Linked DNA regions of Homo sapiens: region 2 is linked to region 1. The links are chromatin contacts, found by Hi-C or POLR2A ChIA-PET in ENCODE. All regions are on one chromosome and are shown on one strand. Each heading gives the region's core, a stretch centred on a gene start or an enhancer-like site at or near the end of the contact. The rest is flanking DNA. Distances are from core to core; before and after follow the strand shown.

Region 1 (4,885 bases), core at 427-2,926:
ACTCGGAACCTCCCAGGGCTCCCAGAGCCTCCCGCAGAAAGCCCTGGCTCTCCCCACGGCCCTGCGTGATCTGCTCCCTGCAGCTTCATCATAACCCCCACGCACACACACTGCAGCCCCACTCACCGCCTCCATGCTAGGCTCCGCTAACCTCTGGAACTTTGCCACCAGGTTCTTTCTGCCTGAAGGCCAAAACCATCAACCCCCTAGGGAGACCCCCAGGCATGCGTCCAGAGACCCAGCATCCCCCATCCCTCGTCCACTATGTCACCCCACTGTGAGAGCTGAAAGGTTGTTTCTGCCCATTCAGGGACAGAGCCTACCCCAGGAGGCCCACTAGATTCTCAGGCCCACCAGGGCCCATGAGTGGCAGGACCCACACTGGGGGACTGGGAGCTGTGACCCTCTAGGCTAACGGGGAACTATGGGAGCTCTGCCTGGGGACACAGGGCCCCAGGCCTGGGCCAGTTCAAGAGATGAGTGGCTGGCAGCTCCCAGCAGATCACCAGGCTGGGGACGAACCCTGAGGGTGAGAGAGACTCCTCTCCCAAACTAGGAGTGGGCTAGGGTCCTGGACTTTGCCCCAACATCCCCCTCCCACGCCCTGCACGCCTTCAGCCCACACCATTCCACGCTTTCAGCCCACGCCTTCTGCGGCCTCCCCGTCGGGTCCAGCCTCAGCCTCACCCGTCCCATTCATCCACATGACATCGCAAACTTGACCCTCCCCCTCCCTTATTCCAAAATTTTCTCTAGTTCCCCAGTGCCCCGGGAACAAGTCGGGTTCCTATGAAGCCCTGTATCCCGCAGTCCCACCTTCTCCCCAGTGTTAAGCTCTACTCAGGTGGGGTTCCTCTGCCTCCCCCTACCGGGCTGTAAACCCCCCGGGAAGGTAGGACCTGGGCTGTTTCAGTCCCCATCTAGGCAGGATCAGACCCTGGTGAATGCATGTGGAGGGAAGAAAGGGAAAGAAAGGGAGGAAGGGACAGAATAAGAAGGGGAGGGAGGGTGGTGCCCTTTAAAATCAAAACCTCTGGTTTCATCTTTCTTCCCTGAACTGGCTCCCCACGCCCACCAGAGGGCGCTCTGACCCAGCAAATTCCTCATACAGCAACAGCCCGTTCTACACACAAAAGGGAATTATGAAAATAAGGATTGACACCAATAATCGATACTTAAAGCCCTACTGTGACCAGTACCTATGCTAAATTATCCACGTGCCTAAATCAACACAGCAATTCTGAGAATATCTTATAAATGAGGAAAGTGAGGCTCAGAGAGGTCATTTAACTTTCCCAGTGTCACACAGCACATAAGCTGCAGAGAAGCTTCCAGCTCTGGCCTTGGTAACCCCACAACCTTCCGTTCCTTGGTCATAGCCTGACGTGACCAAACCACAATGCCCTCTGTGCCTGGCCCTGCCACCTCCTGCCCAACCCCCATCCCGAGGCTCAGCCACACCCTTCCACCCCCAGCTCCTTAGACATCCTGTTCCCCATTTAGTCACTGGAATCTTAGCCCATTGGCTGCCTCGAAAGCACTTCTTCCCTTTCCCTACCCCCACCTCCCACAAATGGTCACCTCCTCCCTTCAGCTCAATGTCACCTCCTCTGAGTAAGCCTGTCCTGATCCAGGGTTAGCTCCATCTCTTCCGACTCACCTCCCCTAAGAATCCAGGCTTTCCCTGCGCTCCAGGAGGCAGGGCTTCAGTCATCATCGTGTCCCCAGAGCCCTGCACAGGCACTACAGAAAGACTGAATGAATGAATGGATGAGTGAAGTCTACGGGGTTAAATAAATGAACACTCAATGAGTGACACCCTCTCCCTCTCCCTCAGCCAGAAATTGAGACATTCTCCAACAAACACCCACAGCCAGGAAGAGAAGATCCCGGACCCGCTAGCCAAGAGTGCACGCTTCAGGCTCCCAGGACCCCCAAAATTCATCCTGCTGAGGCTGTCGGGGGATGCTGCCAGGACTCTGTTGGAAGCCAAGGCCCTAGGGCTCCTGGAGAGGGTCCCATACTCCCTTCAGTCCCTCCCCAGGCCAGGTACAGTGAGTCTCACTAATGCCATCATGCCTTTAGGGCAGAGTCTCCTGCTTTCCAGCCCAGAGTCCACTTCCCTCTCCTGAATGATTCACCTCCATTTCTCTCCAGAGAATCCCCCTCCCCACTCTCCTTCCAGGTGACTCCTACAGGGCTCACCCAATCCCCTGCCCACCCAAGCCTGGCCAGTCAGTACGCTTCCTCCCTCCCTGGTCACTGTGATTGGGGCAGGGGCAAGCACATGATCCAGTTCATCCAATAGGAGTCAGCCCTGGGTCCAGGGCTAAATTAATGAATGAAGGAACCCTAGAACCAGCCATGCCTGAAGCCAAAGCCACGCTGGACTTTTTTTTTTTTTTTTTTTTTTTTTTTTTTTGAGACAGAGTCTCGCTCCATTGCCCAGGCTGGAGTGCTGTGGCGCGATCTCAGCTCACTGCAAGCTCCGCCTCCTGGGTTCACGCCATTCTCCTGACGCAGCCTCCCGAGTAGCTGGGACTACAGGCGCCTGCCACCAGGCCTGGCTAATTTTTTGTATTTTTTTTTTTTTTTTTAGTAGAGACGGGGTTTCACCGTGTTGGCCAGGATGGTCTCAATCTCCTGACCTCGTGATCCGCCTACTTCGGCCTCCCAAAGTCCTGGGATTACAGGCGTGAGCCACCGTGCCCAGCCAACCCTGGTCTTTATAGTAATATGAGCCAATGAATTCCTTTTTCACTAACCTGCTTAAACATGGCTAACTTGGGTTTCTGTACTTGGGACCTAAACAGTCCTGTGTATCCCACTCCTCAAAGCATTCTCTGAGGCCCCAAGGGAAGCAGGGTGGGGGGTGGCTTCTCAGTGTCCTGCCAGTCAGTACATCTGGCTCCAAATGCTGGACCAGGAGTTAGGGGGAGAGGGAAAGGGTCTTCTGGAGTTTTTAGACCTTGGCACCATCATTTGCCATATTCCTGAGTCTTTTCACCTTGTTCCTGGGGCTCTGGGTCTCTTGTCAACAGGGAACAAGATGACAGCTGCCTGGTAGAGACGGTATCACCATCCCTGGAGCAGATCTGTCTGGAAGGCATATTCTCAATCCCTGCATTTGCAGGACAGACCCAAGCTTGCACAGAGGTCAGACCAGCAGCTTAGTCATGGGGTGGGCTGAAGATACGAAACAGCTGATTTTTCTCTCCATTATGTTGTCCAGGTGGAAGAAGGGATGAATGAATGAACCCTGGGGCTCATCCTAGGGCCTGGGGCTTGGCTCACCATGACAGTGTTCCCAGACACGGGGTGCAGCCCAGGAAAGAACTGAGGCCACCCTGGGGGTGCTGGTGGGACAGTTAGCAAGACATGAAAGGGACCTCCTGGGTGTCATGACATAATAATTTGCAGGTGTCCCAGGGGTTCTTCCTGAAGCCCAAAGATTCCCACCTCCCTCCACCAGCAAGTCCTCACCTGAGCACCCCGCCTACTTCCCACTGCACAGCAGGCTCCAGCAGGGTCATGGTAGCAGTGGCTGCCCAGAGGTCGTGGTTTTTCATTTTTTGTTCTGTTGCCCAGGCTGGAGTGCAGTGGCGCGATCTCGGCTCACTGCAACCTCCGCCTCCCGGGTTCAAATGATTCTCCTGCCTCAGTCTCCCGAGTAGCTGGGATCACAGGTGCACACCACCATGTCTAGCTAACTTTTGTATTTTCTTTTCTTTTCTTTTTTTAATTTTTGTGTTTTCAGTAGAGACAGGGTTTCACCAGGTTGGCCACGCTGGTCTCAAACTCCTGACGTCAAGTGATCCGCCTGCCTCGGCCTCCCAAAGTGCTGGGATTATAGGCATGAGTCACCGCGCTCAGCCAGTTGTGATTTTTTACTTTATTTTATTTATTTATTTATTTATTTATTTATTTATTTATTTATTTATTTTTGAGACAGAATTTCGCTTTTGTCATCCAAGCTGGAGTGCAATGGCGCGATCTCGGCTCGTTGCAACCTCCACCTCCCAGGTTCAAGTGATGCTCCTGCCTCAGCCTCCTGCGTAGCTGGGATTACAGGCTCCCACCACCACGCCCAGCTGATTTTATATTTTTAGTAGAGATGGGGTTTCATCCTGTTGGTCAGACTGGTCTCGAACTCCTGAGCTTGGATCTGCCTGCCTTGGCCTCCCAAAGTGCTGGGATTACAGGCATGAGCCACCGTGCCCGGCTGGTGGTAGTTTTTTTACCTGGATAGAATCTGTGCCCCTGCATCAGGCCCAGCCCGCCGCACAACCTTCACTCAGTCTCTGTTTCACCTGGCCCACACTGGGTCCTAAACATCAAACTTACCCTAGATCTGGAGCCTGATGCCCCAGAGGGAGGCCCACCCAGTCCCACTGACTAAGCCTGGCTCTCTGTGTGAGGCCTGTCTCCCAGAGTCACGAAAGACCCCAGTAAACAAACAACATGCATAGTCTCGTTTTCAGTGGGCTTCTTATAACAAAAAATGCTCTGTCCCTGCAACAGCCTGAAAACGGTTGTCATGGAAACAGCAGTAGCCAATGGAGGAGGGAGAGACAGGCCCCTCCCAGAGCCCAGGCCTCCTGCGGTGGGTGATGGGGCACAGAAGAACCATCAGGATTAAGGGGCAACGGGGAGGGGGGTGTCCCCATGTGGCTGGAGCGGGAGGAGTTTCCTCATCTGGTAGCTCTGAGAGGGAGCCGCTGCTCTCAAAGGGACCCATGAGCATCCCTGGAGAACAGATCCATAGTCTCCTGCGGATCCTCAGACAGCTCTGGGGAGGGGTCCTGGGGAAAGGTCACTGTGAACAGCTGGCCAGCAGGCATCCAGGACGCCCGAGCCCTCATCCCCACTCCAGCATTGCCACATT
Region 2 (4,805 bases), core at 1,658-4,157, 290 kb after region 1:
CAGGGAGGGCCTGAAGGCTGGGGGCCAGGCTGCCAACCCCACAGACAAGAGTGGGGACTTGTACCTCCTCTGGGCCCACGCATGGCAGCCCATGGACCAACCAGCACGTACTTCCTCCTCTCTGAGGTCCATAAAAGCCCCAGGCTCCACCAGAGCAGGGCAGAGGGCAGAGGACAGAGAGACAATGGGATTACCACCTGCACAGAGGAGCTACCCTCTCTACTGAGAGCTTCAGAGACCTGCAGAGACGCCTACATGACCTGCCTGCCGAGAGGAACCACCCTCTTCAGGGCCTCATCTCTGCTGAGAGCTGAACACTCGATGGGGTGACCTGCCTACTGAGAGGAGCTGCCCACTGACGGTCTCCTCTGAGCTGTTCTAAGACTAAATAAAGCTCCTATTCATCTTCTTCACCCTTCACTTGTCTGTGTACCTCATTCTTCCTGGACACAGGACAAGAACTTGGGCAAAGGCACTGCAGCCACAGAGGTTTCTGGCCAGAAAAGCAACACCCCAAAGATCCCGTAACAGGAGGATCACTTGAGCCCAGGAGGCGGAGGCTGCAGTGAGCTGAGATTGCACCACTGCACTCCAGCCTGAGTGACAGAGCAAGGCCCCAACTAAAAAACAAAAAACAAAAAAAGCCCAGATATTTTATAATAAAAAAAAAATTTTATGGCTGGCCACGGTGGCTCACGCTTGTAATCCCAGCACTTTGGGAGGCCAAAGTGGGCAGATCACTTGAGGTCAGGAGTTTGAGACCAGCCTCACCAACACGGTGAAACCCCATCTTTACTAAAAATACAAAAATTAGCCAGGCATAGTGGCACACGCCTGTAATCCCAGCTACTGGGGAGGCTGAGGCACGAGAATTACTTGAACCTGGGAGGCAGAGGTTGCAGTGAGCTGAGATCGTGCCACTGCACTCCAGCCTAGGCAACAGAGTGAGACTCTGTCTCAAAAAAATAAAATAAAATAAAATAAAAAATAAAGTGAATGGGAAGACACAGAGTCTAGCACTCTAGAAATCTGGGTTCCAGTCTCATCTGCTCATTGTGTGTCCTTGGGCAAATGATCTTCCTTATCTACAAAGAGGAGATAATACTCAGAATTGCAATGCTAATACCAAGAGCCACTTCACAGCGTCATTACAAGATTAAATGGGATTATGCCTTTAAAGCCTTGGAAGCTGCTGGGCCTAGAGCAGGAGCTCCCCCTAACAGTTCAGAAGCTTCCTTGAGGCTGGGCTCGGTGGCTTACACCTGTAATTCCAGCACTTTCGGAGGCAGAGGTGAGCAGATCACTTGAGCCCAAGAGGTTGAGACCAGCCGGGGCAACATGATGAAACCGCCATTTCTTTTTTTTTTTTTTTTTTTGAGACTGTGTCTCGTTCTGTTGCCCAGGCTGGAGTGCAGTGGCGCGATCTTGGCTCACTGCAAGCTCTGCCTCCTGGGTTCACACCATTCTCCTGCCTCAGCCTCCCAAGTAGCTGGGACTACAGGCGCCCGCCACCACGCCTGGCTAATTTTTTTTTTTTTTTTGTATTTTTAGTAGAGACGGGGTTTCACCTTGTTAGCCAGGATGGTCTCGATCTCCTGACCTCATGATCTGCCCACCTCGGCCTCCCAGTGTACTGGGATTACAGGCGTGAGCCACCGCGCCCGGCCTTGAAACCACCATTTCTACAAAAAACACAAAAAATTAGCCAGACTTGGTGGCATACACCTGTAATCCCAGCTACCCAGGAGACTGAGGTGGGAGAATCACCCAAGCCTGGGAATTCAAGGCTGAAATGAGCCATGATAGTGCCACTGCAGTCCAGCCTGGGCAACAGAGTGAGACCCTGTCTCAAAAAACAAATAAAACCGCCAGGCACGGTGGCTCACACCTGTAATCCCAGCACTTTGGGAGGCCGAGGTGGGCGGATCACGAGGTCAGGAGATGGAGACCATCCTGGCCAACATGGTGAAACCCCATCTCTACTAAAAATTCAAAGAATTAGCTGGGCATGGTGGCACGTGCCTGTAATCCCAGCTACTCAGGAGGCTGAGTTAGTAGAATTCCTTGAACCAGGGAGTCAGCGGTTGCAGTGAGCCAAGATGGCGTCACTGCACTCCAGCCTGGCGACAGAGAAAGACTCTGTCTCAAAAAAAAAAGAAAAAAGAAAGAAAAAGAAACACCGTCTCTAAAAATACAAAAATTGGCCAGGCATGGTGGTGGGCACCTGTAATCCCAGCTACTTGGGAGGCTGAGGCAGGAGAATTGCTTGAACCTGGGAGGTGGAGGTTGCATTGAGCCGAGATCGCGCCATTGCACTCCAGCCTGGGAGACAGAGTGAGAGTCTGTCTCAAAAAGAAACAAAAACAAAAACAAGAAGCTTCCTTGTTTGGTGGCTTTCTCAGGTTCCTCTTCGACTTTCTGTTCTCTAAACCCTGGAGCCCCTCAAAAGCCCAGAACTGACTCTGGCCTGTGCTTTAGTGCAGTTGCACCAGGGTTGCAAACACATGGCCTGAGGGCTCCATCCAGCCACCACATTTCGTTTGCCACCCCAGAGTATTTTTAAGTTTTTTGGTTTGTTTTTTTTTTGAGATGGAGTCTCGCTCTTGTCACGCAGGCTGGAGTGCAGTGGCACGATCTCAGCTCACTGCGGCCTCTGCTTCAGCCTCCCAAGTAGCTGAGATTACAGGCGTGCACCACCATGCCCGGCTAACTTTTTTATTTTTAGTAGAGATGGGGTTTCACCATGCTGGCCAGGCTGACCTCAGATGATCCGCCTGCCTCGGCCCCCCAAAGTGCTTGGATTACAGGCATGAGCTACCACGTCTGGCCCCCATGTCTTAAAAGAAAATAAAAGACAGGTGATCTCCACTCCACAGGCTCCACCACCCGCGTGGTCTTAAGGGCACCAACTTGAGTGGCTGTCACTCTCAGCTGACTGAGACTTACTCTTGCTTCCCATTTCACTGAGAAGAAGGAAGTCATTGGAGTAGGGACTTTTGGGAACTCCCCACACCAACACCACCACCACCTGCCTTGGCGCCCACGCACCCCTTCCTCCCAGATGCCTCTCGTGTGCTTGGATAATCCCAGCTGCGCCTTCCATCCCTCTCCCATCTCTTTCCTGCATCTTCCGGTTTCCCCTTGTCTGTTGCATCATCCCCATCAGCATAAAACTGATGATTTGAGCTGAGCGCGGTGGCTCACACTTGTAATCACAGCACTTTGGGAGGCTGAGGCGGGCGGATCACTTGAGGTCAGGAGTTTGAGACCAGCCTGACGAACATGGCGAAACCCAGTCTCCACTAAAAATACAAAAAATTAGCGGGGTATGGTGGCGGGCGCCTGTGGTCCCAGCTAGTTGGGAGGCTGAGGCAGGAGAATCGCTGGAGCCCAGGAGGCAAAGGTTGCGGTGAGCCGAGATCGCACAACTGCACTCCAGCCTGGGCATCTGTCTCAAAACAAAACAAAACAAAACAAAACAAAAACCTGCTGTGATATCATCCACTCCACCAAACACCCTCCAATCTCATTCCCCCCTCTAGCGACTATTTCTCTTCTCCCTTTATAGCAAAACTTCCTCTAAGGTTTTTTTTTTGTTTTTTTTTTTTTTATTCAACATTATCATCAGACACTTATATTTAGCCATCAACAGCATGGGTGCAAAACAAAAATCTACATTAAAACCCTTTGTTGGAATGCTTTGCACTTTCCACAGAAGAGAAACTGAAATAACCTGTTATACGATTAGTCACAAATACAGTCCTGGAGTTTTTTGTTTTTGTTTTTTGTCCATATACATGAGTATTGTCTCCAATACATCTTCCACTGGGTATGGTGGCTCATGCCTGCAATCCCAGCACTTTGGAAGGCTAAGGCGGGAGGATTGCTTAAGCCAGGGAGTTTGAGATCAGCCTAGGCAACATAGTGGAACTTCGTCTTTAAAAAATATTAAAAAATCAGGAGCCGAGGGTGGTGGCTCACGCCTGTAATCCCAGCACCTTGGGAGGCTGAGGTGGGTGGATGATTTGAAGTCAGGAGTTCAAGACCAGCCTGACCAACATAGTGAAACCCCATCTCGACTAAAAATATTTTAAAAATAGCCGGATGTGGTGGTTCACGCCTGTAATCCCAGGTACTCGGGAGGCTGAGGCAGGAGACTCCCATGAACTAAGGAGGCAGAGCTTGCAGTGAGCTCCAGCCTGGGCGATGGAGGGAGACTGTGTCTCAAAAAAAAAAAAAAAAAATAGGCAGGCATGGCGGCACGCACCTGTGGTCCCAGCTACTCGGGAAGCTGGGGTGAGAGGATTGCTTGAGCCCAGGGGTTGAGACTGCAGTGAGCTGTGATCATGCCACTGCACTCCAGCCTTGTCAACAGAGTGAGAGCCTGTCTCAAATCAAACACGGCCGGGCGCGGTGGCGCATGCCTGTAATCCCAGCACTTTGGGAGGCCGAGGCAGGCGGATCACAAGGTTGGGAGATCAAGACCATCCTGGCTAACACGGTGAAACCCCGTCTCTACTAAAAAATATTAAAAAAAATTAGCCGGGCGTGGTGGCTGGCACCTGTAAATCTCAGCTACTCAGGAGGCTGAGGCAGGAGAATGGCGTGAACCCGGGAGGTGGAGCTTGCAGTGAGCCGAGATCGCGCCACTGCACTCCAGCCTGGGCGACAGAGCGAGACTCCGTCTCAAAAAAAGCAAACAAACACAAAAAACACACCTTCTTCATAACAGACAGGCCCTGCCACCCCTGTGCCTGGCTGAGTTCACAAGTCTGTTTGTAACCTGAGCTTCCCTGTCATTTCCC

What was found. A loop is a pair of places that touch in the nucleus more often than their neighbours do. ChIA-PET counts read pairs that join two places held with the same protein, here RNA polymerase II (POLR2A). Pooled maps may share reads with other maps.
Region 2: a pooled map shows a loop between it and region 1 (4-fold over the local background). The contact joins two enhancer-like sites. A Hi-C loop is called at or near these places in 1 of 37 single-sample maps with no recorded cell type and 5 of 50 pooled maps. POLR2A ChIA-PET finds 5 or more read pairs at or near these places in 1 of 52 experiments (activated naive CD4-positive, alpha-beta T cell).

The regions. Positions count from the first base shown.
Region 1 is chr19:46,528,660-46,533,544 of GRCh38, forward strand. It overlaps the pseudogene PPP5D1P. Among named protein-coding and RNA genes, the nearest start is that of PNMA8B, 35 kb to the left of the region's middle. RefSeq lists a silencer at 2,190-2,299. Within about 2 kb of position 1,677, at least 2 of the 41 ENCODE cell types and tissues checked have a DNase peak (open chromatin) inside an H3K27ac peak, as active enhancers do.
Region 2 is chr19:46,822,049-46,826,853 of GRCh38, forward strand. No RefSeq gene overlaps it. Among named protein-coding and RNA genes, the nearest start is that of SNAR-E, 6.3 kb to the right of the region's middle. Within about 2 kb of position 2,908, at least 7 of the 41 ENCODE cell types and tissues checked have a DNase peak (open chromatin) inside an H3K27ac peak, as active enhancers do.